2 separate regions of the Homo sapiens genome follow, and region 1 is linked to region 2. Evidence: chromatin loops called from intact Hi-C (ENCODE). Cell type or tissue: ascending aorta. All regions are shown on one strand. Each heading gives the region's core, and the rest is flanking DNA. Links, peaks and the distances in the headings are about the cores only.

Region 1 (16,190 bases), core at 5,475-13,474, 51 kb before region 2:
TAACAGTGGACACAGAGATGATGGTTAGAAGACTTGGTCAGGTGAGAGAGAATGGTGGCCTAAGCACAGGAATACAGTAGGGGTCGAAAGGAGGGGACAGATGCAAGAGACATCTGGTTGGTGTTGATTTGGAGACTAGCCGTAGTGAATGGGTGAGGGGGACAGGTTACAGTGATTACCAGCAACCTGGATTGGGCAAATCAGTGGATGGGGTGGTGGGAATCACAATTTTAGAAGATACCTATTAGGACCAAGAGATTGAGAGATGTAGCGGTCAAAGCACAAATCTAAATTTGTTTCTGGATCACTTAGGTAAGGGTAGGTGGAGCCCAATTAAGAAAAGAGGGGAGGGAGAGGAGGGCTAAGGGCCCCAAACAAAAAGGCTGGGAAAGGATACGAGTTTGAAAAACACCAGGGTTTGCCATCCATTCTCTCATTATAACCTAAAAACATCTGGAGCTTTTTGCTATGGGTGGTGTCTGGGGAAAAATAATTGCTTTAACCAAAGTACAATGGATGGAGGAAAAAATAAATTATTTTCCCTCCTTACGAAAAACAGAAAGCTACAGAAGTTCTCAGGGAATGATGGGTGGTGTTATTAGGAAACTTTCAAATGTACGTCACTCTGGATTTCAGTGTATTCACCTCCAGTCTGGCCAGAAGAATGAAAATATATGTTGTGGGCTCTCTAAAACACAGTTTTTAGCATTTTCCAGAAGGGTCAAGGGCCAAGGAATGAATACTGGATGTGGAAAGGAAGCCACGGCTAGTTGGCCAGTCTCTTTCTGGTTCTGTGTGGGTTTGCATGCAAGCTAAGAGACGGCTTCGCTTTTTGCTTTTCCTCAGAAGCTGTTGCAAGAGTTCTCAAGCAAATCCAATCTAGTGTCCAAGCCCTCTGGTATGCTGTTCTCAAACACTGTGTGCCACTAGCTTGCTGAAACAGTCCGTGCCTGACCTGCTGTCTTTATGGAAATTTGAACCAAATAGCAACTGTTGGGATGGAGGTCATCCAATAGGCATGGATACAAACTTTCAAAATATTGGGCTTTGCCTCACTAGAAGGAAATCAGCAAGTGACAGTATAACTGAAAAAAGAAAGCTTAGGGGTCTATATTAAGATGAAGGAAACATCTGGTTTTTGTTTTCTCAACTTTTATTAATTCATCAGAGGTGTGAGTCACCAGTACACTCAGCCAATGTTTCCAAAATGAAGTCCTCATTGCCTCCGGAGTGGCTGGGAAAAGTCACTTCAGAACTAACTTGAGAGAAAGATGATGGACAAAGAGATGTCTTTTTTTTTTTTTTTTTTAAGAAATGTAGTGCTGGTCCTGATACGTAGAGGTCTTTCCTAAAATTGCTTGTGTTAAACCCCAATTACATTCCTTCCTCGGCAGGAATTTATTTCTTCACCCAGAAACTGTAGGACTGATGTGCTGACCTAAAAAACATACATTAAACGCAGAACCTCCCCTTTACCTACAAAGGCAGTCCAGGACAAAGCTGGCTATTCTATGTAACAATGGAGCCCACAGCTCTGCTCTCATTACACTGAGCTCTGTTCTTTCTGACCCATTGGTAGGGATGTCAGTAGTGCGATTCCAAACTCTGTTTCATAGGAAACCAATGACTTGATTATACAAATTCTTCCTTCATTCCTTCTGTCTGATCTAGAAAGTCAGAGGTACATCAGGCATGCTGCCTGCACTCAAGGAGCTCACAGTCTAGTGGTGAAGATAGCCTTGTCATTAGATACATGGTTTTAGAGCTCAGCATTTATTAGATATGTGGTTTTAGAGCTCAGCATTTCTAGTTTGTAAATGTAATAGATCAAAATGGCCATTTTTTTCTTGTAGAGAACTTCATGCCATCTTTTCATTATGCCCTTTAGCAGGATCAATAGCTTATTATTAGATATTTTTGGTATTTCTCTGATTTCTCCACTGATTTTATGTGAACAAGCAGCATCTGTGCATGTAGTTTCTGTACCACGCATTTGGAGTCACTTCTAAGGATGAACAGAAGAACTTACAAGGTAAATTAAAAGCAAAAGTAACTGGCACACTGCTTCTATCTGTGCTGAGCCAGTTGCCACTTCCTCTCCATAACCCTGGTATATTATAGAACTTTTTCTTGTTGTTAGGCTAAGGAAGAAACGAAAGGGTAGCTTCAGGCCAGTGGCTCACGCCCGTAATCCCAGCACTTTGGGAGGCCGAGGTAGGTTGATCACCTGAGGTCAGGAGTTCGAGACCAGCCTGGCCACCATGGCAAAACCCCATCTCTACTAAAAATACAAAAATTAGCCAGGCTTACTACAGAGGCTGAGGGGGGAGAATCGCTTGAGCCTAGGAGGTGGAGGTTGGTTGCAGTGAGCCGAGATTGTGCCATTGCACTCCAGCCTGGGCAACAAGAGCGAAACTCTGTCTCAAAAAAAAAAAAAAAAAAAAGATAGCTTCAGATACCACTCTAATTATACAGCATCTAGAGTCTGTACTTATAGACAATGATCCAATTCTATATCAAATAAAGCACAAACCAGGTCTTAAATATTTTAATGACATGACTGAATTCAAATAACAGTGTCTAGTTGGGTAGTTCAGGACAGAAATTTCCAGCTTGTGGGCATTGTAGTTTCTTACTGTAAGATAGTCTTTATATCGTGTCCCTTGTAGTAAATGAAAACTTCAATCTTTATAAAGAAAATGATGTCATCGGCTTGCCCTTTTCTCTAGTCCCCATCAGATTGAATTTAAATATGATACCGGCAAGAACAACAGAGTAAATGATCAGTTTGTGATGCATCTGGTCCAAGGGGGATTATTTTGACAGTCTGTTCTAACCATACAAACAATGTTTCCAATAAAAAGTTTTATTAGGTGTTGTCACAGATATAAATGTTTCATAAAGATAGCACTCCAGTTGTAAATCATACTTGAAATCATTCTAAAGTCACCTCATTAGATACCAAGAAAAACTATGTCTTTCACATAAATTCTGGCCTCGAGTGACTTTAAAAAAAAGGAGCAAAGAATAAAAAAACAAAACTCAAGCCCCAGCCATCTAAGGCTGAACTTTAAGAGAACTGACAGGAATAAGAAAATTTCCTTTGTCTGTTTTTGTAATCTTTTTAAGATCATACACTTCAAACATTTCATTATCTTCCTGGGTCCATCAGATTCTCCAGAAATGATGGAAGTGGAAAAATAATCTAAACTCACTTTTTAGAAAAACTCTGGCTCATTGGCCAAGCGCGGTGGCTCACATCTGTAATCCCAGTACTTTGGGAGGCAAAGGCTGGCAGGTCACCTGATGTCAGGAGTTTGGAACCAGCCTGGCAAACATGGAGAGACCCAGTTTCTACTAAAAATACAAAAATTAGCCGGGCCTGGTGGCGCATGCCTGTAATCCCAGCTATTCGGGAGGCTGAGGTAGGAGAATCGCTTGAACCTGGGAGGTGGAGGTTGCAGTGAGCTGACATCACACCACCACACTCCAGCCTGGGCGACAGAGTGAGACTCTGTCTCAAAACAAACAAACAAAACCTCTGGCTTATTGAAGTATGATTTATATGCCATAAAATTTATCCTTTAGCATATAGCTCTGTGAGCTTTGAAAAACATAGACGGCCGGGTGTGGTGGCTCACGCCTGTAATCCCAGCACTTTGGGAGGCCGAGGCGGGTGGATCCCCTGAGGCCAGGAGTTCGAGACCAGCCTGGCCAAAATGGTGAAATCCTGTCTCTACTAAAAATACAAAAAATTAGCCTGGCGTGGTGGCAGGAGCCTGTAATCCCAACAATTCAGGAGGCTGAGGCAGGAGAATGGCTTGAACCCAGGAGGCGGAGGCTGGAGTGAGCTGAAGTGAGCTGAGATTGCAACATTGCACTCCAGCCTGGGCAACAAGAGTGAAACTCCATCTCAAAAAAAAAAAAAAAAAAAAAGAAAAAAGAAAAACACAGACATGTAACTATCACCACAATCAACAGACGAATCGGGTTCATCTCTCCAAAAACTTCCCCTGTGCCCATTTGTAGTTAATCCCTTTCCCCACCCTGGGCTTCTGACAACCACTGACATATTTCCTGTCCCTGTAGTTTTGCTTTTTCCAGCATGTCATATAAACAGAAGCATACAGCACATAGCTTTTTGCAGACCTGCACTTTTGAAATTAATGACATTGTTTTCAGATTATAAAAATAATACATGTTCATTGTGGAAAAAATTAAAATATTTAAGAAATGAGACATGAAAATGCTACCCAAAGATAACCATTGTTAACATTTTAGTGAGGCTTCTTCCAGTCTTTTTACTCTATATGCATATGCACCCACACATTCAGAAACTTTGGAAAATTGAAATCCTACTGTATATAAGATTAACTCTTTCTTGAGAGTGAAAGGCATGAGCCTAATCAATGGGCTGAGGGATAGAAAAGAAACAGGCACAGAACAAGATGCAGAGGAGTAACTTTCCAGGCTGCCTTTGGAGGCTTGGTGGCCTCTGCATTTGGTTTCCCAGGCTGCTTGCATTCACTTGTTTTAAGCAAAGACCATCTTTTATTTTTTAAAATTGTTTTGTAGGCAAAGGGTCTTGCTATATTGCCCAGGCTGGTTTCAAACTTTTGGGCTCAAGCAATCCTCCTGCCTTGGTCTCCCAAACTACAGGGATTACAGGTGAGAGCCTCCACTCCTGGCCATCTTTTTGATTTGGATGCTGGCTTTTTCGTGAACTGAAACAAACACATTCCCAGGTTGAGTTCGATGCTGGTTCCTCTGGGGACTGACAGTGCCCTGTGCTCCTCAGCTGCAGAGAACTCCTCTCACTACATTAGAATTGTTCATTTATTTTATCCATCTCCCCCACTAGACAGTAAGCCATAGGCTCAGACACCCTTGTCTCAATCGTCTGATTTCCCCCAGTGTTAGGTATACTGCTCAGCAAAAAGTAGATACAGGAACCTACCAAGAATGTGAGGGATGAACAAAGGAGCGAATGAATGAACAAACCAAGATCAAACATTCCCTTTACTGGACTAGTGACTGCCACTCATTTTCTTCTCTTCTGCTTTACCCACAGAAGAGGAAAAAATACCTTTTTGAGCATTACTCTGGTGGCTGTCACAGAAGGGGTGAATTCTGCTTTCAAATGTTTTGGCATTTTTTTGACTCACAGCTACACAACCTGACAAGATAGCCAACTAGCTACTTCTCATGTTTCTGTGGCATGCCTCATGCACTGCTCCATGGAGCCGACCAAAACCGTATTGGCTGGGAGATGTAAAGTGCCAAAAACGGACCTGGCAAGGAGAAAGAAGAGGCGATCTGCTTGGAGTTGCCATTGGTGGGCACACAAACCTGTGAGTGGCTCGTGCGTGCTTCTCCATGGCCATGCAAGCTTTTGCCCTCCCTGCACTTCACAGGGCTGGGAGAGAATGGAAAGTCTATGTTTAAGATCAGGGTAAGCTCACGTCTGTAATCCTAGCACTTTGGGAGGCCAAGGCGGGTGTCTCACCTGAGGTCAGGAGTTCGAGACCAGCCTGGCCAACATGGTGAAACCTCCTCTCTACTAAAAATACAAAAAAAAAAAAAAAAATTAGCCAGGTGTGGTGGTGGGCACCTGTAATCCTAGCTGAGGCAGGAGAATTGCTTGAACCCGGGAGGAGGAGGTTGCAGTGAGCCGAGATCCCACCATTGCACTCCAGCTTGGGCAACAAGAGTGAAACTCATTCTCAAAAAATAAAATAAAATAAAATAAAATAAAAAACAGGATAAGTTGAGAAAGAAGAAGGTAAGGAGAGGGAGAAAGGGAGAATTACAACAACAGAATTAAGGCCATTGTCATTTTCCCCTTTGATCTGAATCGTCAGCTATTTCCCGCATGTAATAATAATAGCGGTTGTCTCTTGTTGAAGCACCTAATCTGGGCCAGGCACAGGGTTAAGCCCTTTATAAGCATGGCCTCATCGAATCCACAGAACAACTCTCTGAGCTGAGTGCCATTGCTATCCCTTTCTTGCCGATAAGGAAGGAACTGGGGCTCAGAGTGGTTCAGCGAAGGTCCAAGATCACACAGCTACTTAGCACAGTGCCTGGCCTACAGTGAACACCCTGTCAATGGTAGCTGTCATGGCGATTATTACTATGATTAATCATAAGAAATGGCTGGTGCCACCATCGGCTCAAAGCAGACTGAAGTCTCAAGGCCCAAAGCAGGCTCTGAGGTGCAGACTCCCGGGGGCCTGCTCAACAGGCATGAGGACCTCGACTTCCCTTTGTGCTTCTTCAAGACTTGGGATGGTGGCTCCTTGGGTGGTGGGGAAAATGATGCCATACTTGTGTCTGGCTCCTTCTTGGTTCCCACAAATGTCCTTAACATTTTCCATTTTCTGAGTGGCTTTTGTGAAACTGCTCTGATGTGGTTGACAGAACTTATAGTGGGATCCAAGTCAAGCCTTCCTCCAGAGGAAAGTTGGAAGCCTTTAAGGGTCTTGTCAGTGCTCACGTAGCCCACAGCCTCCTGCCTAGCATTGGCCAAGGCCAAGGCTTCCCGGCAGTCAGCTCTGGATCACAGCACACTCATTGATTCCTGCGCTGTTTCCGGGGGTGGGAAATCAATCCCCTATCGGCCTGGCTTGGGCTTGCTGGGCCTTTTCTCCAGGGAGAGTTTCGCTGGGGCCTCTGATCTGCACGTGATGCTCTTCATGGTTCAAGGGCTGTCGTGTCCAACTCAAGATGATTTCCTTTTCCGTGTTTTCTGCAGCTTTTTTTTTTCAGGACCCTAGAAAAACTTTGAAACTTAAAATTACTCGTGTGCCAGGAATTCCCACAGCCTCCTTGTGAGGGGTAGGTGAGCACCATATGCTGTTTATACAAAAATAAATGGCTTCCCCCCATGAAGCACATGGGCCCAAATCACTGGCTAACCCCCTTTTTACCTTAGCAGCTGGAGCAATGGCCCTCTGGATGAGAATGCGTACGCAGATAGAAATTTGGCTCTAAAAAGCCCTGAACAGTTTGTTTGTACAAGAGCTTGGTCTCCTAGAGAGGCAGGTGGTGGGCAGGCCAGTGTCCCTCTGTGGGACTAGCTGAAGAAAGCAGGAGAAGACCAACATGCAGTGCTGGACAATTACCTTGTCCCTCCCCGGGGCGGACTTTCAGGGAGGTCACCTCATCTTAATCACCACTTCCCCAACATCATGAGCCCTAGGACTGGGTGCAAAGGAGGGGTATCTCTCTTTTTGAAATTAAAATACTTGAAGTTATCGCTTCACTTGGGCAATAGATGTCTATTAATTCATTCCTCAAGCAATTATTGAGTACTTACTATGTGCACATCTGAAATTGTACCAAGTGCAACTCCAACCACTTGCCCCAGTGCTGACCCAACAACAACACTGGGCCAAAACTAAAAGTTTGGAAGTGATGGAGGCTGCAAGTTGACAGCCTGGGCAGCTAGAGAGTGAAAGTGTCAGTTGCTGCATTTCGATGGGATTTTATTCAAGCATGTATTCATTCATTCATTCATTCATTCATTCATTCATTCAACCAAGATTCATGAGTGTCTACTGTGTGCCACATAGTGTGCTAGGCACTAGGGATATCAGAAGGGAGAATGCCAGCTGTAATCAAAGGGAACTTCAGATAACAGTAGCTAACATCTACAGAGTGTTTATGTGTGCCAAGCACCATCATGAGATGGCTTCTCTCTTTTAATGCTCATTCCAGCAGTGGCAAGGAGGTCCAGACAGATGGGGAAACTGAGGCTCAGAGATTTTACTGACTTACTCAAAGTCACATAGCCAGAAAGTGGCAGAAGTTAACTTGCAGAATCCAAGTGAGCCCAAGGGCCTGAGGTTGTGTTCTTTGCTGGTTACTACACATTACTGTACATTACTGCCTGCTGCAGGGATTAGCTAGCTGCAGCCCACAGGTCGAGTCCAGCCCATTGACTGTTTTTGTGCTGCCTGAGAGCTAAGACTGGTTTTTGTATTTTTAAGTGGTTGTAACAAATCAAAAGTATATTTTGTGACACATGAAAATTATATGAAATTCACATTTCAGTGACCATCAATAAAATTTTATTGGAACACAGCCATGCCCATTCATTCACGTCTTGCCTAAGGCTTTTTCACTACAGTGGTAGAGTAGAGCAGTGGTGATAGACCTATGGCCCGCAAAGTGAAAAATGCTTACTATCTAGCCCTTTACTGTCACTGACAGAAAAGGAAACAGATCTCAGCCCATCTCTGAGTTCAGGTGGTCCCCAGAGCCCTGCCTCCCTATCCCAGCTCTTCCTCAGCAACTCAGAAAGACCACCGGGGAGACTTGAGTGAGCATTTCAGATGATGGCTGCCTTTGAGTTATTTCCAGCACTTCCTTCAGAGTCTTTGAGGCTGAAATGTTTAGGGTGGTATTAGGTTTTTCATCAAATGTTTAGATGAAAATGTAGACAGCCGACTTGGGGTTATTTGTGAACAAAGCCCTAAAGGCAAATCTTATTGGTTTTTGCTGAGAGGTGCCAAATTATCTCAGCCTCCACTGGGAGCTGCTTGTGGGGCCTTATATGGGCATAATCTCCTAAGCCAGGCTTGCCTCACTCTGCGGCATGGTTGGATCCACTTTTAAGGTTATGTGTGAACATTTCTTGTCTTCCTGTTTGCTCAAGCTGTGGGGAACTTGGCTTTTGCCACACTTTAAGGGAACATAAATGCTGTCCACTTTGAGCACGTTTCATTTGTATGTCAAAGATGACAACTGCCTTCCTTTTGGAATTCTTCTCCCTTTATATTTGTCTGTAGGTGGAAGGAAGCATTTTTGTAAGTGCTGGAGTCGGGGAGATGTCGCTTCATTATCCTAGTTGCTTCCTGGGATTAGTGTGTCTGAAGAGATGTTGATAAAGGAAACATTTACTGTGTGTCTATAGGCAATGAATGTGTCTGAGGCATTCCATGGGCGTTAGCTTACTCAAACCTTGCAAAATGCCTTCACTCACTCTTTCAACAGGTATTTATTGAATGCCTACTAAATGCCAAGTCATGTGGTAAGCCAAGACAGTAATGGGGAGAGCTACTCCAGACTGGGAAATCAGGAACGGTCTCTCAGAAGACATTTAAGATGAGGTCTGAAGGATAAGAAGGTGCTGGCTGGGAGACTCTTCGTAATTGGATTGGAAATCTTGGTGCAGACATTTGAGTTAAGAGAGTTAATGAAAGAACTGCGCCAGCAACTCAGTTGACCAGAGCCCCATGCTGAGGAACCCAAGGCTACTGGGGATTTTGTTCTAGAGACCTCAAAATGGAACCCTAACCTAGGCTTGCCCTGGAAAATATAGCTCTGGTCCAAAGGAGATCAGCTGAGCAAGTGAGGCTCCCCCCACTATTGGACACCAAATTCTGCAAATGTTTATGGGGCTGTTCTCATAAGCCCAGCACTACCTAGGTTTTGGGAATCCAGAGACAAATCAGAGAGCAAGGAGCTCAGGGTCTAGTGGAGGAAATAAGTCATATAATCAAATAAATGACTCGACGATGTACTAGGTACAACAAAAGAAATATGTATAAGATCTCAAGGTAGCACAGAAGAGGGGGTGCTGAACACACTTGGGAGGCCCAGTAAACAGCCAAGGGAGGCTAAATTTTGAAGAGCCAGAAGGGCCCTTCCAGAACAAGAAACCTGCATGACCAAATGCCCAGAGACACAAAGCCACATGCCAGAGGCTTCATGCCACTGGGTCTTTGGGGAATAAGAAGACCTGTTATTTTCGAGCCTGAAGTACAAGGTAGAGAGTAGTGGACATTGAGATTTCAGCAAGGGCAGTTCAGGGTGAGCTTTGGGAATAAGTGTTTCGGATTTGAGCCACACTAAAGGTATGTAAACACAAGAAAGGAGATGTCTGTGTTAACTTGCCTTGATAATGCCCCTCTTGTTACCCAATCCCACTGGTTTCAACTTCATCTTCTGGGAACCTATGGTATTTCAAAGACACTGCCTGATCCCTTTCTAGACAAATTTTATGCTTTTGGAAGTGGCATTTCCCCGCTAAGTACTTTATACTGTTTTCTTACAACTTTGCAAAGCATCTGCCATATGGTATTTCTCCCAAGTGAGAGATTATTGCCTCTTTATTGGAGGGGGGGAGCTGAAATGAAGTCATCTGTCCACTGAAGTGACAGCTGCAAGCAGAGATGTACTCTCTAGGCAGCAGGCCTGCCGTCAGAGCCCAACCCGGTGCGCCTTCTCCAAGAGCGGCTGTCCCCTCCCAGCCTCCTGTCGCCGCTTTCCCTTTCTTCTTGCTTCCTGTTATATAAGAGCATTTTTGCAGAGATGAGCTCTGGGCTTGTTCTGAATATTTTAGGTGTCAAACATCCTGTTTTTCTCTGAGTAATGTGACCCTGTCAATGACCCACTGCATTTCAGAATGACATCATGGGATTCAACCGAGAATGGTTGAAGAGAAGTGATTATGGGAGCTCAGGGACCTCTGCTTGCCCCTTTACCTTTCAGCAAGTTGTTTGGAGATGTCAAACAAGAAGTCTGCAAATGAGTGTCTGCTTTGCACAAGAGCAGGGGTTGGCAGACTAGGAACTGCAGACCAAATCTGGCCCACAGAGCAAATCCATTCCCAGCTGATTTTGCAAATAAAGTTTTATTGGCATTCAGCCATGCTCATTTGTTTGAGTATTGTCTAAGGCTGCTTTTGCACTGCAATAGCAGAGTTAAGTTATGTAACAGACCCCATATGGCAGGCAAAGCTGAAAATTTTTACTATCTGGCCCTTGCAGAAAAAGTTTGCTGAACCCTGCGCTGAAGCTCTCTCCTCCTACACCCTAGGAAGAGGGCACATGGATTTAGCGTGCTCTCATCCCATGACTGAGTACCCGCCCATTCCTTTCCCCTCTTCCCCAAACACCTGATACAACAAAAAAGGTAAAGGTTGATTTTCAGCAAGCATATTGGGGCTTTCGTATGTATTAAATGTCATCAGAACTTGCACATTTATTAAATGTGTTGCCTTTCTAAGAAGTTCCCTAAAGAAATTGCACACACTTAGGCTAGGCACGGTGGCTCATACCTGTAATCCCAGCACTTCTGGAGGCTGAGGCAGGCGGATCACCTGAGATCAGGAGTTCGAGACCATCCTGGCCAACATGGTGAAACCCCGTCTCTACTAAAAATACAAAAATTAGCTGGGAGTAGTGGCACACACCTGTAATCCCAGCTACTTGGGAGGCTGAGGCAGGGGAATCACTTGAATCTGGGAGGCGGAGGTTGCAGTGAGCCGAGATCACGCTATTGCACTCCAGCCTGGGTGATAGAGCAAGACTCTTGTCTAAAAAAAATAAAAAGAAAAAAAAAGAAAAGAAAAATGAAATTGCACACTTATTCCAATGTGGCTGCCAGTGTGCCAGACATTGCAGGGAGTACTCTTCAGAGCCAAGCTATGTGACACCTGAGAAAATCCACTTCACCTTCTTTTTGGACCCAAAGTAGTGCAGCCTTGTTGGAACATCTGCCTAGTTGCCATGGATCAATGTTGGCTTATTTTTTCAAACAACAGCAAATTCAGCACTAAGGATATTCCAAGGAATTGGTTGCATGTTCTGAGGTTAGTTCCTTAAAAAGTGCTCAACATACGATGTCTTCAGAGGCAAGGTATCTTCACCCAAGGACTTGAGAGTCAAAGTTAGACTTTGGAAACAACTTTTGGAATTGTAGTGCATGTTTTCAGCATTTGGGCCATTCTATGTCTTACAAAATGAAATGTTCAGTGTGTGGCTCTCTCCTCTCTATTTAGGGACTGTATCCATACTTCAAAGGACTTTACCATCTGTCTTGTATTTCCCCATCTCTTCCCAGCTGCTGTTAGTGGATTTTGCTATGGCATGGTGCATTGTACCCATTTGGCTAATAATGGCATGAGCTGAGGGTTGAGGAAGCCCTCTGCTCAGTTCCGTTTATCACAGCCAAGTTTGGATAGGAAAGAGTCCCCTAGGAGCTGGAATGTGGTATACTATGGATGGGCATGTCAGCATTCACTGGCCCTGCTCATATCATGGACCACAGTGTGCTCTGGACTGCGGGGTGGAGGCGGTGTGGAGTTTGGTGGTTTTAGAAAACCGTGAAATGCCTACTTATTGCTCCACATTTTTGCTTTCTCATTTTCCTTAAGCCCATTCCACAATGAGGGTATTGGTGTGGTCACTCCTGAAGCAAAAAGATAACAAGTTGCTTTTCAGCTTTTTAGCTTTTTTGGTCATTTCTTACTTCTTTTCCTCCCCGCCTTTGCATCCAGAGCCACTGTCTCCCACACGAAGCGTCTTAAATTTTTATGAGCTCACAGTTGCTTCACTGATTTCTGTGCTGCCAGAGTCTGAGATGCAGGACTCAGCGGGGACTTGCTCAGATCTGTTTGTGTATATACTTCCCACTAAACTCGATGTGCTTGCATGAGTGAGAATAATCAAGTGCATTACTCAGAAGCAAGGAAGAGTAGGGCTGGAGCCACAAGAGCAAATCCCTCCCCAGTTCTCCTGGATTTGCACCACCCCACCTCACTACCCAGTTCTGGATCAATCAGAGGTAGCTTGGGTTGAGAGGCTCTTTTGTTCTGAGTTTTTTTTTTTTCCTTCAGAGACCAGAATTTAAGCTTGAGCTGCTTTCTCGCCTGGGGAGAGGAGTGGGACCCAGTCCTGATATTATGGGGCCCAGTCTTTGTGTCTTGGTGCCCAAAAGAAAGCTGAGACCCTTAGACCACTCATGGTGCAGAGAGAGGAGCTGGTCACACCATATATGTGTGTACTACACATTTCTTCATGAACATATATGCCTTTTGCACACATGGTGACTTGGTCCCACTGGACCTTTCCAAGGACAGGAATGATGTCTTCTATTGTTTGTGCAACATCACACATAGACTAGTGTCTTGGACCAGAGGACACATAGTCTGCTTAATTGTCTACAACAATATGTAAATAGCAAGCAAGTGGGACTTTGAGGCGTTTGTTTTTTTATTTTGAGCTTAATTTCTATTCTGGTAGTACTTAATAATCAAGTAATTTGTCTGTGAATCCTCCAAGGGTCGAATCCCACAGGACTTCCATCAATCAGCCAGCATCCAAAGGAACTTGTGCTTTGTTCATAAAATGCCTGGCATCACTGGTCCTTGGGAGATGGCCAAACTGGCATGGCTCGCCACGAAAGAGAGGGGTGGGGGAGGGACTCTTTGCTAGAGAGCTTTTCGGCTTGCAATTTTAAAAAAGGAAAGCGGGTAACTTCAGAACTGTTTACTGGAAGGCACAGGACCTCAGTTTTGATGCTGAGAGAGGGAGAAGTTGTCTTGGCAAGGGCTCTGTTTCGGTTTACTTCTTAGTATTCACAGGGGTAAGGAGCCCTGTTTAGTAAGTTGGACACGTTCTGGTGGGCAAAGCTTCTGGAGGTGGAAATGATGGCTCTTTGTTCTCAGTTGGGGAGGTTGGGGGGTTGTTTGAAGACAGCTCAAGGCCGGACAGAGATGCAATGCAGGGACTCTTAGCCCACATTCCTCTTCACTGCCTTCCAGAAAAGCTGAGATTGTTCAAAAGGACCATTAGACCTCCAGATAGCTCAGCCTTGCCCTGGGTTCTATCATTAGCCAATGGTCTACTGTTTTTCATGAGTGTCCATGTGTCCATGTGTTATCTGTGTCCCAGGTCTTACCTGTCACTGACTAACAAGTCTCCAGCACCGACCCAAATTTCTAAAAAGCTGCCGTCTGCCAGCCTCTCCCTTCAGCCTGCCATAGGGGGCAATTTGTTTTTTCTTCCTATATCAAGAGTCTGCCCCATCTGGAAACGTAGAAAAAGAACCTTCCCTAGTGTCCTCCTTTAATTAGTGCCAGAGGTGATGCATGCTGGGAGAATGTAGGCCACCCCTAGGGAACATCTGATGACTTATCTTAGATCCCAGCTGGGGCAGCACAGGCTCCTCACTTGGTTTACCATTTCCACTTGAGGATTGCTGCTCTCCTCTGAGGGTTACCTTTGATTGTTTGATTGACTGATCATTCACTATCAGTTCATTCATTCAACTTATCCAACATGTATTCATCCAACACTCATCCTACCACATTCCAAGCATTTGCCTAGATGCTGTGTTACAATGTGGGGCAAAACCAGACAAAGGCCCTGTTTCTATGGCATGTATATTCCTTCTGGTGAAAACAGCCAATAAACAAAAAAGAAACACACAAACATGGAAAAGATCCAAGAGTGGCAAATGCAACACAGAGAATGAAAGTAGGGTGATGTGATAGAGTGACTGGGGGGCTAGCTCAGATAGCATGGTCAGGACAACATCCATGAGCAGAGCAGACTTCAAACAGCAATCTGAAGGATAAGTAGCCAGACTTTCAAAGGTGAGGGTGAGGAGTATTCTAGGTATAAGGATGAGCTGATGGAAAGAGCCTGCTATGAGCTAGACCCGACATGCAGAGGGGAACAAAAGAGAAGAGGTAATTCCAGCTACGTGGGAGAGTAAGGTGGGAGGATCACATGAGGCCAAGAGTTTGAGATCAGCCTGGGCAGCATAGAGACACTCCATCTCCAAAAAAATATTTAAAAATTAGCTGGGTGTGATGGCTCATGGCTGTAGCCCCAGCTACCAAGGAGGCTAAGGTGGGAGGATCACTTGAGCCCAGTAATTGGGAGGCTGCAGTGAGCTATAATCATACTACTGCACTCCAGCCTGGGCAATGGAGTGAGACCCCCTTTCTAAAACTAATAATAATAAAATTAAATTTTTACAAAAAGAGGGAAGACGTCCCTTCTCCCCAGTGCTAATAATTTAGTTAGGAAGACAGACGGATAGATAGGCAGTTACAATGCAGTTAGATCAATGCTATGACAGGAAAAGCAGACAGAAAGCTCTGGAAACATAGAGTAAAGGTTCTGAAGGCTGAGTGTAAGGATCGGAGAAGGCTTCCTGGAGGAAGAGGCATTTAAGCTGAGTAGAAGTTAGCCAGGTCAACTGGGAGAGGATGTGTGGAGGGAAAAATGCTCCCCTGTCTAAGCAGAAGGGACCACAAGTGTGAAGGGCCACTACTCACAGTGCAGCACATATCTGAGGAACCAAGAAATGCTCACAGAAGTTCAGGAAAGGGGAGGGGTTATGGGATATGAGACCGGAGAGCAGACAGGGGCATGTTATGGATTTGGGATTCTGGTTCTGACAATAATGGAGAAGCCATTAAACAGTGTTAAGCTGGGGAGAGACATAATCCAAATTATGTTTTGAAAAGACCATGGCTCGGCCGGGCGCGGTGGCTCATGCCTATAATCCCAGCACTTTGTGAGGCCAAGGCAGGTGGATCACCTGAGGTCAGGAGTTCGAGACCAGCCTGGCCAAAATGGCGAAACCCTGTCTCTACTAAAAATAAAATACAAAAATTAGCCAGGCCTGGTGGCACATGCCTATAGTCCCAGCTACTTGGGAGGCTGAGGCAGGAGAATCACTTGAACCTGGGAGGCAGAGGTTGCAGTGAGCCGAGATTGTGCCACTGCACTCCAGCCTGGGTGAGAGAGCGAGACTCCGTCTCTCTCTCTCTCTCTGTCTCACACACACACACACACGAAAAAAAAAAGAAAAAGAAAAGACCATGGCTCTTGCTAAGGGGAGAGTGGGCTGTAGGGGAGGAAGGCTGGAGGCAGTAAGATCAGTTAGGAGACAAGTTCAGGCACTCAGGTAAGAGAGGGTGTTGGTTTGACCAGGGTGGTGGATGGAGATGAAGATAAGTGGACAGATTCATGAGACATGTAGAAGGTAAGACTGACAGGGCTTGATGAGGGAGTTGTATACGGAGGTAAGTGAAAGTGAAAGAGGAGTCAGTGATGCCCCTGAGGCTTTTGGCCTGAGCAAGTGGATATCGGCTGGTACTATTTAAAGAGATGGCAGAAGGTGAGCACCGTGGTGCATTCCTGTGGTCCCAGCTACTGGAGAGGCTGAGGCAGGAGGATCACCTAAGCCCAGGAGTTCGAGGCTGCAGTGAGCTATAATGGTGCTACCGCACTCCAGCCTGGGTGACAGAGCAAGACCCCATCTTAATAATAATAATAAATAATAATAATAATAATAAAGAGATGGCAGAGACAGAGTATGATATATGGTGAGGATATGGAGGCAAGGTGAGAGCTGTGCTCAGGACATTTTGAGTTTGAGGAGAT
Region 2 (16,190 bases), core at 5,031-13,030:
GAGAATAGGGTCTGGGGGCAAGGAACCTAAGGCCATTTCACGCTGACTTCTTAGTACTAAATAGAAAGGAAAAGTATACCTTGGGCGGTATGGCCATTTTCACGATATTGATTCTTCCTATCCGTGAGCATGGAATGTTCTTCCATTTGTTTGTGTCCTCTTTTATTTCGTTGAGCAGTGGTTTCTAGTTCTTGAAGAGGTCCTAAAAAAAAGAAAGGAAAAGTATAACTTTCTACACCTAAGTAACAAAAGTACCACAGACTACTCCCTTTGCAAACCCCTACCTTTTCTGCACGGCAGATGGGAAATTGAATGTATCTCTGATTGGTCGCTGTTTGCAACCAATCAGGCGTTTGCATAGGAGTGTAACTTTCTAACTGTACTTCAGCCTCTGATTGTGAGCCAAGTCTTCATTTGCACAGAAGTACAACTTTATAATTTCACTTTAGTCTCTGATTGCAAGCCACCACTTTATTTAAATGAGGTGAGCACCAAGTGGCCAATGGGAAACTTCTAAGGGGTATTTGCACCCGAGAAGATTCTGTATTCCGGCCCTTGAGCCACTGCTCGGGCCTGCTCCCACGCTGTGGAGTATACTTTCGTTTTCAGTAAATCTCTGATTTTGTTGCTTCATTCTTTCCTTACTTTGTTTGTGCGTTTTGTCCAATTATTTGTTCAAAACACCAAGAACCTGGACACCCTCCACCGGTAACAAAAGTATGTGTTAAGAACTGTGAGGGTCTGAGGTTTTATCCTGTTTGAAAACCCACAAGTTAGGCCAGGCAGGGTAGCTCACACATGCAATCCCAGCACTGTGGGAGGCCTAGGTGGGCGGATGACTTGAGGTCAGGAGTTAGAGACCAGCCTGGTCAACATGGTCAAACCCCGTCTCTACCAAAAAATACAAAAATTAGCCGGGTGTGGTGGCTCCAGCCTGTAGTCCCAGCTACTCGGGAGGCTGAGGCAGGAGAATCGCTTGAACCTGGGAGGCAGAGGTTGCAGTGAGCTGAGATCACGCCACTGCACTACAGCCTGGGCGACAGAGTGAAACAGTGTCTTTGTAACAGAGTCAAACAGTAAAAACTAAAACTGACCCTACACAATTATAAAAACACCACAACGGAAAAACTGGCCCCATTCCTTGGCAGTTCCACTTCAACTCCCAACGGTTTGGCGTATAGCAGTAGTTCAGTCTTCTTCCTATAAACAAACAACGTTATGTATGTGTAGTTTTACCTAATCCAAGCATATATTATTTTTTTAGAAAGTTATACATGTATATATATATGTATACTTTTATAATTAACTTTTTATTACTTAACAACTTCAATCTTATTTTCATGACAACTCATATAGATTCTTGTTAAAAGTGCCTGTGACTGTGTTGTATAAAACAAGTCTTCTGGCCAGGCACGGTGGCTCATTCCAGGCTCAAGCAATTCTCATTCCTCAACCTCCCAAATAGCTGGGATTACAGGTGTGCACCACCATGCCTGGCTAATTTTTGTATTTTTAGTAGAGAGGGGGTTTCACCGTGTTGGCCAGGCTGGTCTTGAACTCCTGGCCTCATGTGATCTGCCTGCTTCAGCCTCCCAAAGTGCTGGGATTACAGGCATGAGCCACCACGCCCGGCCTGGTTCACCATCTTACATTACCATCAGCAATGTGTGAGGTTTCCCATTACTTCACATCCTTGCTAATATTTTGTGCTGGCAGTCTTTTTGATTTTAGCCATTCTAGAGGGTATGAAATGGCATTTCACTGCAGTTTTAGTTTGCATTTACCTGATAATTAATAATGCTGATGAGCTTTTCATGTGTTTATTGTCCCTTCATAGGTCTTCGTTTTTAAAGTGTCTATTCAAGTATTTTGTCTATTTTTCTATTAAGTTTCTGTATTTTGTTCTTTGTCAGTTATATGTATTGTGAATATTTTTTTCCCAGTTTGTGGCTTGACTGTTCATTTTCTTTTTTCTTTTTCTTTTTTTTTTAACTTTTGTTTTAGGTTCATGTGTATTTGTACAGGTTTGTTATATAGGTAAACTCGTGTGACAACGGTTTGTTATATAGATTGTTTCATCATCCAGGTACTAAGCCTAGTACCCATTAGTTATTTTTTCTGATCCTCTCCCTCCTCCCAGCCTCCACCCTCAAGTAGACCCCAGTGTGTGTTGTTCCCCTCTATGTGTCCATGTGTTCTCATAATTTAGCTCCCACTTAAAGTGAGAATATGCAATATTTGATTTTCTGTTCCTGCATTAGTTTGCTAAGGATAATGGCCTCCCACTCCTTACATGTTCCTGCAAAGTACGTGATCTCATTCTTTTTTATGGCTGCATAATATTCCATGACTTATATGTACCACATTTTCTTTAGCCAATCTACCATTGATGGGCACTCAGGTTGATTCCATGTCTTTGCTATTGTGAATAGTGCTGCAATGAACATTCATGTGCATGTGTCTTTATGGTAGGATGATTTATATTCCTTTGGATATTTACCCAGGAATGGGATTGCTCAGTGGAATGGTGGGTCTATTTTTAGCTCTTTGAAGAATTGCTACACTGTTTTCCACAATGACTGGACTATTCATTTTCTTAATGGTGTCATTTGATGAGGAGAAATGTTAAATTTTAATTGTTTCATTTATCAATTTTTTCTTTTAAGGTTAGTGCTTTCTGGGTCTTATCTAAGAAACCATTGCCTATCCCATGTCATGAAGATAATTGCCTATGTATTATTTTAGAAGCTTTAGAGTTTCAGCTTTTGCCTTTAGGCATATGATGCATCTAAAAGTAATTTTTAATTAAGTGGTGAGATAGGGGGTCAAAGTTCCTTTTTCTTACATAAGAATATCTAGCTGTGGCTAGGTGTGGTGGCTCACGCCTGTAATCCTAGCACTTTGGGAGGCTGAGGCAGGTGGATCCCCTGAGGTCAGGAGTTCGAGACCAGCTTGGACAACATGGTGAAACCCCGTCTCTACTAAAAATACAAAAAAAATTAGCCAGGCATGCTGGCAGGCACCTGTAATCTCAGCTACTTGGGAGGCTGAGCCAGGAGAATAGCTTGAACCTGAGAGGCAGAGGTTGCAGTGAGCTGAGATCACGCCATTGCGCCCTCCAGTCTGGGCAACAAGAGTGAAAGTGTGTCTCAAAAAAAAAAAAAAAAGAAAAAGAAAAAAAGAAAAAGAAAAGAAAAAAGAAAAAGAAAAAGAATATCTAGTTGTTGGCCAGGCGTGGTGGCTCACGCCTGTAATCCCAGCACTTTGGGAGGCCGAGGCGGGCAGATCATGAGGTCAGGAGATAGAGACCATCCTGGCTAACACAGTGAAACCCCATCTCTACTAAAAACACAATTAGCTGGGCATGGTGGTGGGTGCCTGTAGTCCCAGCTACTCGGGAGGCTGAGTCGGGAGAATGGCTTGAACCCTGGAGGCGGAGCTTGCAGTGAGCTGAGATCACACCACTGCACTCCAGTCTGGGCAACAGAGCGAGACTCTGTCTCAAAAAAAAAAAAAAAAAAAGAATATCTAGCTGTTCCCAGCTCCATTTGATGAACAGACTATCGTTTCCCCCATTAAATTGTCTTTGCACCTTTGTTGAAAATTAACAGGCAGTACCTGTATGGGGTTATCACTGGACTCTCTATCCTGTTCCATCAATCTATTTGCCTGTCTTTATGTCAGTACCACACAGTAGCTTTAGAGTAAGTGTTGAATACAGGCAGTGTGAATCACCCAAAGTTTTTCTTTTTCAAGTTTGTTTTGTTTAGGTCTTTTGCATTTTCAAATAAATTTAGAATAAGCTTGTCAATTTCTATAAAAGAAATTGACTGGGATTATAAATGGGACTGCATGAAATCCAGAGATCAATTTAAGAGTTTGGCATCTTAACAGTATTGATTCTTCCAACCCATCAACATGATATATCTCTCCATTTATTTAGGCCTTCTTTAATTTCTTTCAGCAATATATTCTATTTTTCAGCCTAGAGATCTTGAACTGCTCTCATTATACTTTTTCTGAGTGTTTGAAATTTTTTTAATTTTATAAATAATAATGTGTTTCAAATTTTCTTTTCCCAGTTTTTCATTGCCAATATACAATTCGTTTTGTACATCAACCTTTTATCTCATAACCTTGCTTAATTTGCTTATTAGTTCTAGTATTTCTTTTGTAGATTCCTTAGCTTTTTTCTATACACAATTATGTTATTTGAAGAAAAAGTTTTACTTCTTTTTTTTCCAATTTCTATATCTTTTATTTCTTTTTCTTGCTTTATTGCACTGGCTAGAACCTCCAGTATGATGTTGAATAAAAGTGATGAGAATGGACATCCTTGCTCTGTTACTAATTTCTAAAAGAATATTCTGGCTGCTGTGTAAAAAAAAAAATGGTCAGTGAACAAGTAAAGGCTAAAGATATAAATTTGTGATTCATGAATATATAGATAGTATTTAAAACATGAGCCCTGATGAATAACAACATTTAAAGATTGGGAAATAACTTAAAATAAAAATAAACTGATAGCAGAACTGGAAAAATGAAAAAGATGCTGCCAGGAGGCCAGAAATAATAACAGATAATATTTATTGAATGTTTACTATTTACCATGACCTATTCTAAGCACTTTTCATATATTATCTTATTTACACTTTGCATGAGTAGAGGAAATAGGGAAGTAAAAGACACTGCAGGAGAAGCTTGAGGATGTGCGATATCACAGAAACAAACTAACCAAAAAGATTGTCCTAAGAATGAGAGAATGACTGACTTTAGAATATCACTGAGAAGCTAAATAAGGACAGAAGAATGTTCCTTGGACTTGCCAACATTGAAGCAAGAGCTTCAATAAAGTGGAGAGTCTGGAAGATGGGTTGGAGTGGGTTGAAGAGTGGATGGGAGGTGAAGAGGAAGAGGCAGTATGAGTAGATAATTCTTTGGAGAAGTTGGGCTAAGAAGGGAGCAGGAAAAAGTATCAGATGGAGAGGGCTGTGGGGTCAAGGAAGGAATGTTCGTGCCCCTAGTGTACCAGCCACACTATCCTTGTCCAGCTCTCCCACACTTGCCTTTGCCCACACTTTTCTTTCCATATGCCAAGTTCTAACTCCATCCTTCTCCATCTGGCAAACTCTTTTCTTCTAAGACCCATCTCAAGTACCCCTTCCTCTGTGAAGACTTCACTAGCAATCAGGGTAAAGTGAACCACTTCCTCCATCATGCCCCTAGGTATCATGTACACACTTCTATTAGAGCACTCAGCACATTGATTTTAATGTAATTGTTTTATTTGCTGTGTGTCTCCCCTACTCTACTATGGCTTCCTCGAGGACCATGGGCAGATTTTACCCATTTTTGTTCATTCCCTTGTTAAAAATCCTCCACTGGAAATGGGTAACTGGCAATACAGGTGTGTTCAGGTTGTAAAAATTCATCAAGCTCTACACTTACATTCAACACAAAGGTCTTTTTTTAATGTACAAAAAATAAGTAATGTAAAAACTCTTTCCCTATCCCATTTATTTCAGGTTAAAATCCAATTACTGAGTACCTACTATGTTTCCAGCACTGTGCTAGGTTCTTAGATAATCCAAGCAGGCACCTTTGGCCTTCCTGTCCCTTTCCAGCCCTTGGTCTGTGCTGGCTGGAGTCTGAAGAAATCATAAACATGTTCTGCCCCAAGATAATTGGTTCCAGGATGGTCAGATCCTTGCTTGGCTCTGTAGGATACTTCACGAGGAGCTTGAAAATGCTGGATAAACAAAGGGGATGAATTTACAAATATTTTGGACTTCATGTTATCCTGTTAATATACTTCTGGAAAGTAGCAAAGTCTTTTGCAATAATACCTTAATATTTCACATTCTGCTTGTGAGCTATTATCTATATATTAATATTCCTGTTGGGCCATATGTCATTAACCAACAACCAGCGAAGTTCTGAGAAACTGATCTTTGAACCAATGTGATGGAATGTTCTACCTACTTTTTAAAGGCTCAAAATAAATTTTTCATATGTTTATCCAAAAAGTTAAAAAAGCAAACATCTTATTTCTTCATTTTTAGTATTGGAGTGTATTACTTACACTTAATCTGTGTTTAGCAATCTGAAATAGGGCCTTAAGAGTGTTTGAATTCCTGGACCTCTTTCACATTTCTGGACTTCAATTGAGTGAGATGAAAACATTGCAACAGTGGCAATCTGTAAACAGGGAAAATCAACCCATATTTAGCAATTGAAATAGGAATATGACTTGTGTAACATTCCAGTTTTGAAGTTTAGCTTTGGCTAAATTGTCTGACTTCAGCTAAATTGCTCAACTTTCCTGAGTCTTAGGATCTCCATCTTATAAGATGGAAATACTATAGTCTGTAAGATTAGCAATGAGAAAGAATATACTAATAATTGTAGAGCTTTTTGCTAGGAGAAAGTATGATTACTCATATGAATTGCTTTATCTGAGGGAAAGATAATAATTCTGCCCTCCAATTACAGAACCTTCTGAGGTGTTCTCATGTAGAAGGCCTTAAGAAGACACAGGAACTTGTACATTTAAAATGGGTGTTGATGGTGTATAAATATACTTCACAAAAGCTGCTTTTGAAAAAAAACATAGGTCCATTTGAGCACAATGTCTCCAATCTAATAGAACCCACTAAAGAAACTTCTCTCAGGTTCTTATGCCAGGAAAAGCTGCACTCATCCTGAGCAAAACTATGGTTTATCTTTTTTAAATTTTATTATTTATTTATTTATTAAATTTATTTATTTTGAGACGGAGTCTTGCTCTGTCGTCCAGGCTGGAGTGCAGCGGCACAATCTCAGCTCACTGCAACCTCCGCTCCTGGGTTCAAGCGATTCTCTTGCCTCAGCCTCCTGAGTAGCTGGGACTACAGGTGCGTGCCACCATGCCTGGCTAATTTTTTGTATTTTTAGTAGAGAGGGGGTTTCACCATGTTACCCAGGCTGGCCTTGGTCTCCTAACCTCGTGATCCACCTGCCTCGGCCTCCCAAAGTGCTGGAATTACAGGCATGCGCCACCGCACCCAGACTGGTTTATCTTATATACAAGACAAACTTGATCTTGCTTCCTTCTTTCCTTTGCCCACCAGGAAGCCCAGAGGCAGGTTTGTAATTCACTTAAGGCATTCCAGCATACTGTTTTAATTTTACTTTTTGTTTCACTTAATTTTCCTTCCTACATTTTCCCTTGGTCATGAATTTTATCTATTGATCATTTTTTATCCTGTTACATTACACAGGTTGGTGTAACCCACTTCATATCCTCTTTGGAAGGAGGCAGTATGTAACCAACCAAACCACTACCTTCGGTTACTTATTAATTAACAGGAAGGCAGTATGAACATAACAAATGCTACTCCATGTTGGAAACACCATTGCTGCTAACCTTTTTAGAGAGAGTGAAGGGGGAATGGACTCAGGCTCCACTTGACTTACTAGGTTACTTGGCCATAACAATCTCCAAGAATAGGTGTGCAGATAATGACTGTATGTAAATATCCAATTAAATATCTTTGAAATTTATAAGGCCAAAGCTAATTTATTATGCTTTGAGACACTTATTTCTCATGGACACTCTGTACCCATCTGCCTAGCAAGAAAGAGACACTCTGGAACAGAAGGTCAAGCAATAGGTGATGGTAGGCAACATTTCCATTTTCTCAGTGTACTTGGAATAAGAATTCCACTGCTCACCATGGGCTGGAAGACCCCAAAGAAGCTGACTGTTGTCTGTCTCTCCAACCTCCTGTCCTTCCACTCTCTCTCTTGTTCCACAGGCCACTATCGCCTCCTTTCTGGAAATGTCTGGCTTTTCCCCATCGTAGAGACTTTAGATTCCTTTGTTCCTTCTGCTTGGAATGTTCTTTTTCCAGCTCTGGGTTCAGGCAATCCTTTCTCCATGAGGCCTCAGCTGACATAGCACCTCCTAGGAGAGGCCTCCTCTGACCACCCTTTGTTTCTTTCCTCATAACCCGCAATTAGATTATTTATTTGTCTGCTTGTTTTTACTCTGCCTCCTTCACTAGACTGAAACCTTCTAAGGGCAAGGCTATCTTATTCATATGAAGAATATTGAATCTCCATAGTGGTGCCTCCACAGGGACTCTTACCATCCCCTCCTGCTTATTTCCACTATAGCTCTAATCACAACCTGAAAGCTGCTTTCTTTGAGTTCTTGGTTATGGCCTGGCTCTCCCTATTAGACTGTGAGCTACATGAGGGCACGAACCGGGTCTCCCTGGCTCACTTCTATATCCCCAGTACCCAGCCCAGACCCTGACACTGGATCGATGACAGAGCCTCAGCTTTTACATTTAGGGCAAGCACCATGGTCACCTCTTCCTGAGTGAAATCACTTGCTTTTAACTGTTTGATCTAGAATTACGGTGGCACTGGCTGCTGGTTCCAAAGGAAGAAGAATGAAGGAGAAATGATCTTTCTATTCCTGTTATGCATGTAAATCATGGAGGATTTCAGCACAACTTTTGAATGGTATTGTAGGAATGCAGAAGTGCACAAGCAAATGTTTAGGCGACTGGAAAACTTTCTGTGTTACTTAGCAGCTGCAATATTGAGAAACATTTTTTATGCCTTGTGTGCACTGTGAAAAGGCAAATGGCCTCTCATTTTTGAGCATTCTCCAAACTCTTAGTTTAAAAAACTTTTTTCATATTTTAAAAGTATCAATGAAACCAAACCATATAACACAGGCTACATTGACTAGCTTAGAAATTCCAGTGGTTATCAGGAAATAACAGGGTTAACTGCTACAAGTTGGAGGAAAGTAGTAGAGTCCACAATTTTGAAGGAGTATTGTCAGAGGTGGAGCAGCTGCTGAGAGTTGTGGCAGAGTGGATCTGGCTGGGGATATTGAGAAATCAACGTGGGCCAGAGAGGAGGGAGATATGGGAACCAAATCGAGTCTCCACCTTGCATCCTATTTCTCCTAATATGATTCATGCCTTCCTCCCCTGCATCTGGCTTCTTGCCTTGGTAGCTTGTCTTTATGCAGTTAACAGATAGGTTTTTATTTTATGGATATGATATCGTGCCATACTAATGTAATAAGACCTAAGCTTAAATGTCTAGGGAGTGTAACCACTACACATGGATGAATTCATTTTGTCTATTATCAGCCTAGCAATTGCTGAGCTGATGGGGTTTATTGTAAAAATCTTGACTTGCTTATGTCCTTTACCAGCAGAACATCTGCTTGCAAGTTCAAACTTCAGAGTTCCAAGAGGATTCAGGAAGTGGGTTTGCAGCCTAAATATACATTCAGTTGTTTTCAGTTAGAGGGTAACCAACATCTCTTTCTTATTTTCTTTCTTTCTTTTTTTATTTTGAGATGAGGTCTCACTCTGTCATTCAGGCTGGAGTGCAGGGGCACCATCATGGCTCACTGCAAGCTCCACCTCCCGAGCTTGAGCAATCCGCCCACGTAGCTGGGTCTACAGGCATTACACAGGTGCATGCCACCATCACCTGCTAATTTTTGTATTTTTTTGTTGAGAGGGGGTCTCACCATGTTGCGCAGGCTGGTCTCAAACTCATAGGCTCAAACGTTCCCCCCACCTCGTCCTCCCAAAGTGCTGGAATTACAGGTGTGAACCACTGCACCCGGCCTCTCTTTCTTATTTTCTAATATTTCAATGCAGAAGCCCCTTAACACTACTTATAGACAGTTGTACAACTTGACATGTTACTTCTCAGGCACTTAGCCTCTTGAAGTATCCGTTTATCTAATTCCACCTAAGCCTGTGGTGATTTTGTACAAAACTGTGCTAAAACACCTTGCATGAAAAATACTCAGATCATGGTTTTTCAATTATGAATTGGATTGGGGCCTGTTTGCTAAAGATAACGAGAATGGAATCTTGGGAACACTAAACACTTAGGTCCAAATAAAACAAGCCCTCCCTACTATCCCCTCCAACCACATACTTGAGAATCTGCACATCAGCATTACAGATTTTATCTGTGCTCCTCAGGAAACTATCACCACGCTTCCCAAGAGATGAGGCGGGTCCCCCTCCCTATTCTGTCTTGTTTGGGGAAAGTGGAGACAAGAGTGGCATGGCTATTATTTTGTTGCCATATAAGGAAGCATTCTTTTTATTAATAAGCATCACTTTAGGAATAAAAAAAAATGCAATTTAGCCTTGTAGAAACATGTCAAGATTTATTCATTCATTCACTCAACAAATATTTGTCCAACTTCTATAGGTATGAGGCACTGTGCTAGATGCTGGGGATATAGCAGTGAACAAAATAGACAAGGTCTCTAAGAGATTACATTCTAATGAGACTCTTAACAGAAAAGGGTCCTTGTGGATCGTTCAGACCCTTATTATCTCGTCAGGACTGTAACACTATCCTTCTAGTTATTTTTCTACTCTCTCCTGGTCAACCTTGGCAACACATTCAGTTAGATTTTTTTAATAATTGCATAATTTAAAATATGTATTAATATAATACATTTATATAATACAAAACAAATAATTCAGAATCGAAAGTCATATAATAAAAAACCACAGGCCGGGCATGATGGCTCATGCTTGTAATCCCAGCACTTTGGGAGGCCAAGATGGGCGGATCACCTGAGGTCAGGAGTTCGAGACCAACCTGGACACCATGGTGAAACCCCATCTCTACTAAAAATACAAAATTAGCCAGGCATGGTGGCAGGCGCCTGTAATCCCAGCTACTTGGGAGGCTGAGGCAGGAGAATCGCTTGAACCCGGGAGGCAGAGGTTGCAGTGAGCTGAGATCGAGCCATTGCACCCCAGCCTGGGTGACAAGAGTGAAACTCCGTTTCAAAAAAAAAAAAAAAAAGAAAAACAACAGTCCCCCTACCCACCCTTTACCACACCCTAGTTCTGCTCCACAAAAGCAGCCACTTAAATACTTCTAGCTGTTTCTTAATCGTAATTATGGCCACATTCCTTTACAGTATGATTTTATTGCTGTTTCTAGATTCATCCATTTCAGACACCATCTATTGATTTCTTGTTATGCTAGAAGAGCACTAGAGAGATGAAGATCTACCAATTTTACACTATATAGTTGTACTGTGTTGTAAAATAAAACAAGTGTATTTACACTATTACAACTATGTTAACAACACTTATTGTGGAGCCATCAAGCAATATACTATGCTTATTTTTATTTTCTTTTCTGTTGCCTAGGCTGGAGTGCGGTGTCACAATCTCGGCTCACTGCAACCTCTGCCTCCTGAGTTCAAGCAATTCTCCTGCCTCAGCATCCCAGGTAGCTGGGGTTACAGGCACATGCCACCACGCCCGGCTAATTGTTTTTGTATTTTTAGTAGAGACGGGGTTTCACCATGTTGGCCAAGCTGGTCTCGAACTCCTGACCTCGTGATCTGCCTGCCTCGGCCTCTTTTCTTGTCACATATATTTTTTTCCTGGAACCTCTAATTACCTTTAGTTTTGTTTTGTTTATCTATCATTCACTTATCGTAAATTCTTTATAGCTTCTCCATATTCTATCGAGTCCCCCTTTGCTTCTTCAGACATGACTTTTCTTTTTTCCTTTTCTTTTTTTGAGACGGAGTCTCGCTCTGTCGCTCAAGATGGAGTGCAGTGGCACGATCTCGGCTCACTGCAACTTCTGCCTCCCAGGTCCAAGCGATTCTCCTGCCTCAGCCTCCCGAGCAGCTGGTATTACGTGTGCATGCCACCACGCCTGGCTAATTTTTGTATTTTTAGTAGAGACGGGGTTTCACCATGTTGGTCAGGCTGGTCTCAAACTCCTGACCTTGTGATCAGCCCCCCTCGGCCTCCCAAAGTGCTGGGATTACAGGTGTGAGCCACCTTGCCCGGCCCAGACATGACCTTTCTAGGGCCTAGCATCTTCCTATGCCAATCTCGACTACTTGCTCTCTAGGTCTGTTGCACATGCACACTTGCCATCCTGATCCTGTCCCATGCCACTCTCCAAGGTTGGATCCAGTTTCCTGAACCCCAACTGTTCTCTAGACTTGTTTTATTCCCTTGTTTTGCTACAACATATCCTCCAGTAGTCTCTAAGTAGGATGCACAAGAGAGAAAGTTTCTGGTCTCTTGCATTTGTGAAAAAGGTCTTTAACCTCACACTTGATGAGTATTGTAGCTGGGAATGGAATTCTGGGTTGAAGATGATTTCTCTCACATTTTTATAGCATTGCTCAGTTATCTTGCAGCATCTAGCATTGCTCTTGAGAAGCTTGATACTGTTCGGATTCTCCTTTGTATGTTGTGTGACTGATTCTTTGGAGGGTTTTAAGATCTTCTCTCAATCCCTGTTGTGTTGGCATTTCAGCCTCTTCTGTGCCTGGTGTCTTCAAGTCATGAGCCTCTCAAATTCACGTGCTCAGATATCTCGTTTGAGGAGATGTATAGTGAGCACCATGTGATTCAGGGCGAGGGTGAGAGTGAAGGTAGGGTAGGGGATGAGGGTGTTGTCTAAAGCACAGCTCTGCTCATGTAACTCCTCTGCTCAGAAGCCTTCCTATTTATCTCTTGCCTAGTGAGATAAGTCCAAACTTTTTATGCCCTCTAGGATACGGCCTAACCTACCTGCACTGCTTTAGGGGGTTACTACACTTCAGTTATTACCTCCGGGCCAACTAGGGTACTTGACACTTCCTAAACACAATAGGTGCATCTCACTTCCATTGCTCTTCCTGTGCATTGCCACACCATCCTGCCCTAACCACCTCACGCAGCTGGAATTGCCTTTCTCATTGACCTGTACCTGTCAAAGTCCCGCTACCCTCCAAAGCCCCAAAAGGTACTTCCTCCATTAAGAATTGACTTTATTCTCATCATAACTTTTGGTGCCTCCTTGGGCTCAGTCTTGGCTTTCTTCCATGTGTTCTAGTTATTGATACACAGAACCGTACTATAAACTCTGAGACAGTAGTGATATAAAATTTTGTTTTGGCTCCAATGGCACCTAGCACAGTGCATGGCATATAGTAGGTACTCTACCAATGCCTGTGAAATAAATACATCTTACATTTCTGTAAGTGTGGAAGAATACCATCACATTTTAACAGCTTTATTGAGATATCATTCAAATACCGGACAATTCACCCATTTAAAAGGTACAGTTAGGCCAGGAGTGGCGGCTCATGCCTGACACCCTGAACTTTGGGAGGCCAAGGTGGGGAATCACTTGAGCCCAGGAGATCAAGACTATCCTGGGCAACATAGTGAGACTCCATCTCTACAAAAATCAACAAAATTAGCCAGGCATGGTGGTACACACCTGTGGTGGCCCCAGCTACAAGGGAGGCTGAGGTGGGAGGATTGCTTGAGCTGAGGAGTTTGAAGCTGCAGTGAATTATGATCATGCTACTGTACTCCAATCTGGGTGACAGAGTGAGACTCCTCAATAAATAAATAAATAAATAACATACAGTTCAATGGTTTTTAGTATTCATAGAATTGTGCAACCATCACCAAAATCAATTTTGAACATTTCCATCACCCCAAAAGAAACTCTGTAGCCATTAGTAGGCATTCCCTATTTCCTACCAACTCTCTAGCCCTAGGTAAACAATAATCTATCTTCTGTATCTACAAATTAGCTTACCTAGTTATTTCACATAAATGGAACCATAAATATGTAAGTTTTTAACGACTGGCTTCTTTCGCTTAGCATAATGTTTTCAAGGTTCACCCATGTTGTAGCTTGTATCAGTACTTCATTCCTTTTGCACTTGGAGATCCAGGTATCCCAGAATTTGTTGAAGAGGCTATTCTTTCTTTCCGCATTGAATGGACTTGGCATCCATGTTGAAATCAGTTGATCATAGACTTATTGGTTCATTTTTTGACTCTTAATTCTATTCCATTGTTCTATATGTCTATCCTTATTCCAATAGCACACTGTTTTGATTACTGTAGCTTTGTGGTAAGTTTTGATATTTGGAAGTATGAGTTCTCCAACTTCATTTTTCTTTTTCAATATTGTTTTGGCCATTCAGGGCCCCTCGTAATTCCAAATGAATTTGAGGATTGGCTTTGCCATTTCTGCAAAAACTGCTATTGGAATTTTGATAGGGATTGTATTAAATTATGAATCAGCTTGGGGAATATTGGCATCTTAACAATATTAAATCTTTTGCACCATGAACATGGAACATGTTTCCATTTATTTAGGTCTTCTTTAGTTTCTTTGCATGATGTTTTGTACTTTTCAGAATAGAAGTTTTGCATCTCTTTTGTTAAATTTATTTCTAAGTAATTTACTCTTTTTGATACTATTGTAAACTGAAGTGTTTTCTTAATTTTATTTTCAGATTGTTACTATAACATTTTGAATAAGATACAAAAAATCACCATGATCAATCAAAGTTTAAAATCAAAGGTTGTTAATATATATTTTTAGGTTGTTGTTTCAGGGCTTCCTGTGTTTTACAATGTCCAGCACAGTAACAAGGCTTTAAAAAATTATCACATTAGTATGTTTTGGTAATGTGGAAACAATTGACCTCACTAATGGATTTAAGATTATCATAAAAATTCTAAGCCAATACTATCATATCTGAGAAAAGTTAATGTGAAACTGTTTACTTTGGTTGTTCCAGAAACCTGTCTTCTAATAGTTAAAGTATTTAATATGCTCCTTGGGTGACTGGCTATTTCCATAATTATAGTTCTTTCTCTAAAAAACGTGGAAAATTCTTGGGTGTTGGCATTAAATGTCTTGTTTTCTTTAATGAACTGAAAATCAGATCCAATCAGATTAAAATTTTCTCAAGGACCAAGATCTGGACTCTGCAGTTAATGTTCTGGATGAGTTTTGTTTTTTGCAGTAGACATAAATTCACACCAACTCCTCACCTAGAGAAGTCAGTCCCTCCGTTTCTCTATTTTTCCCTTAAGACATCACACTTAGCATAGTCCTCTCTCTTTGAATTGCTGGTTCTCCTTGCTTTATGCCTAATTAAATAATAAACAACTTTATCAAAATATCTAGTATGTTATTGGCCAGAAATCAAGTATACAGTGAACATTTATTTTACTTGAAACAATATTTTTTATCTTAAAAAAGGTTTTTATGCTAGTCAGGGTTTTAGAATGTTTACCCAGATGTTGTGTCAACTTTTAAAAAGAAATTTCATAGACGGGAGGCATTTGAGAAGTTGGAAAGGACCTTAGAAATCCAGCACAGGGGTCTGTGAGCCAAGTTCAGCCTGTAGGCATGTTTTACTTGGCCCTGGTGGTATTTTAAAACTATTTAAATTAGTTGCCAACATTTACAAGTCATAAAAATCTGGATTTCTGCCTTTTCTTGAAAAAGTGGGTAAACCTGGCCATCTCAGGGCTACACTGCAGCATGGCACATACTGGGTGCATATGCACTCCATCCAGTTTCTCAGGGTCCTCCTGTAGGCTCACTTCCATCAGTTGCATGACCTGCTGACCCTGGGGGAGGCCCCTTTGCATCTGTGACTCCTGAGCTAACGTAATCCCCTTCTGAGGTTTTGAGACTGAGGTTTGGAAAAATCATTACTGCCCAAAGCTAGTCAACAGCTAATCAGTTGTCAATTTCTTTTCTTTTCTTTTTTTAATATTTATTTATTTATTTATTTATTTATTTATTTATTTATTTATTATGTATTTATTTATTCATTCATTTATTCATTTATTTTGAGATAGGGTCTCACTCTGTTGCCCAGGCTGGAGTGCAGTGGTGCTGTTACAGCTCATTGCAGCCTCGACCTCCCCAGGCTCTGGTGATCCTCCCACTTCAGCCTCCTGAGTAGCTGGGACTACAGGCATGTGCCACTATGCCTGGCTAATTTGTGTGTGTGTGTGTGTGGCGAAAGGGTTTCGTTTCTCCCTGTTACCCAGGCTGGTTGCAAACTCCTGGGCTCAAGCCATCCATCTGCCTCAGCCTCTCAGTGCTGGGAATATAGGCATAAGCCACCTTGCCCGGCCTAGTTGTCAATTTCTTAATAATGCCAAGAGTATTATTTATAAAACAGATAAAGTTAGAGGAGGGCTAATTATTCTACATTTTCAAAGGACTTTCTTGCTTGAATGGCATCCCCATTGATGTAGTTAGGCTTTTAAAATATAATGAACTGACGGAGGATCCAGGGAAGAGCCACAGCAAATCAGAGTGATTATACCTAAAAACAATAAAATGTGTTC

Evidence for each region. A loop is a pair of places that touch in the nucleus more often than their neighbours do. Peaks named below come from ENCODE experiments on the same cell type or tissue, not always from the same donor. Only the 100,000 strongest peaks of a DNase experiment are listed, where the experiment ranks them.
Region 1: it touches region 2 in a loop (3-fold over the local background); 8 of 110 quality-filtered maps call a loop at or near these places.

Annotation. Positions count from the first base shown.
Region 1 is chrX:136,054,947-136,071,136 of GRCh38, forward strand. No RefSeq gene overlaps it. Among named protein-coding and RNA genes, the nearest start is that of SLC9A6, 78 kb to the left of the region's middle. In ascending aorta, for the core only: no CTCF peak of the experiment used is centred there; DNase peaks (open chromatin) are centred at 8,595, 10,233 and 13,170; H3K4me3 peaks cover 317 bases; H3K27ac peaks cover 6,937 bases.
Region 2 is chrX:136,106,777-136,122,966 of GRCh38, forward strand. No RefSeq gene overlaps it. Among named protein-coding and RNA genes, the nearest start is that of FHL1, 82 kb to the right of the region's middle. RefSeq lists a silencer at 7,734-7,933. In ascending aorta, for the core only: no CTCF peak of the experiment used is centred there; no DNase peak of the experiment used is centred there; H3K27ac peaks cover 2,025 bases.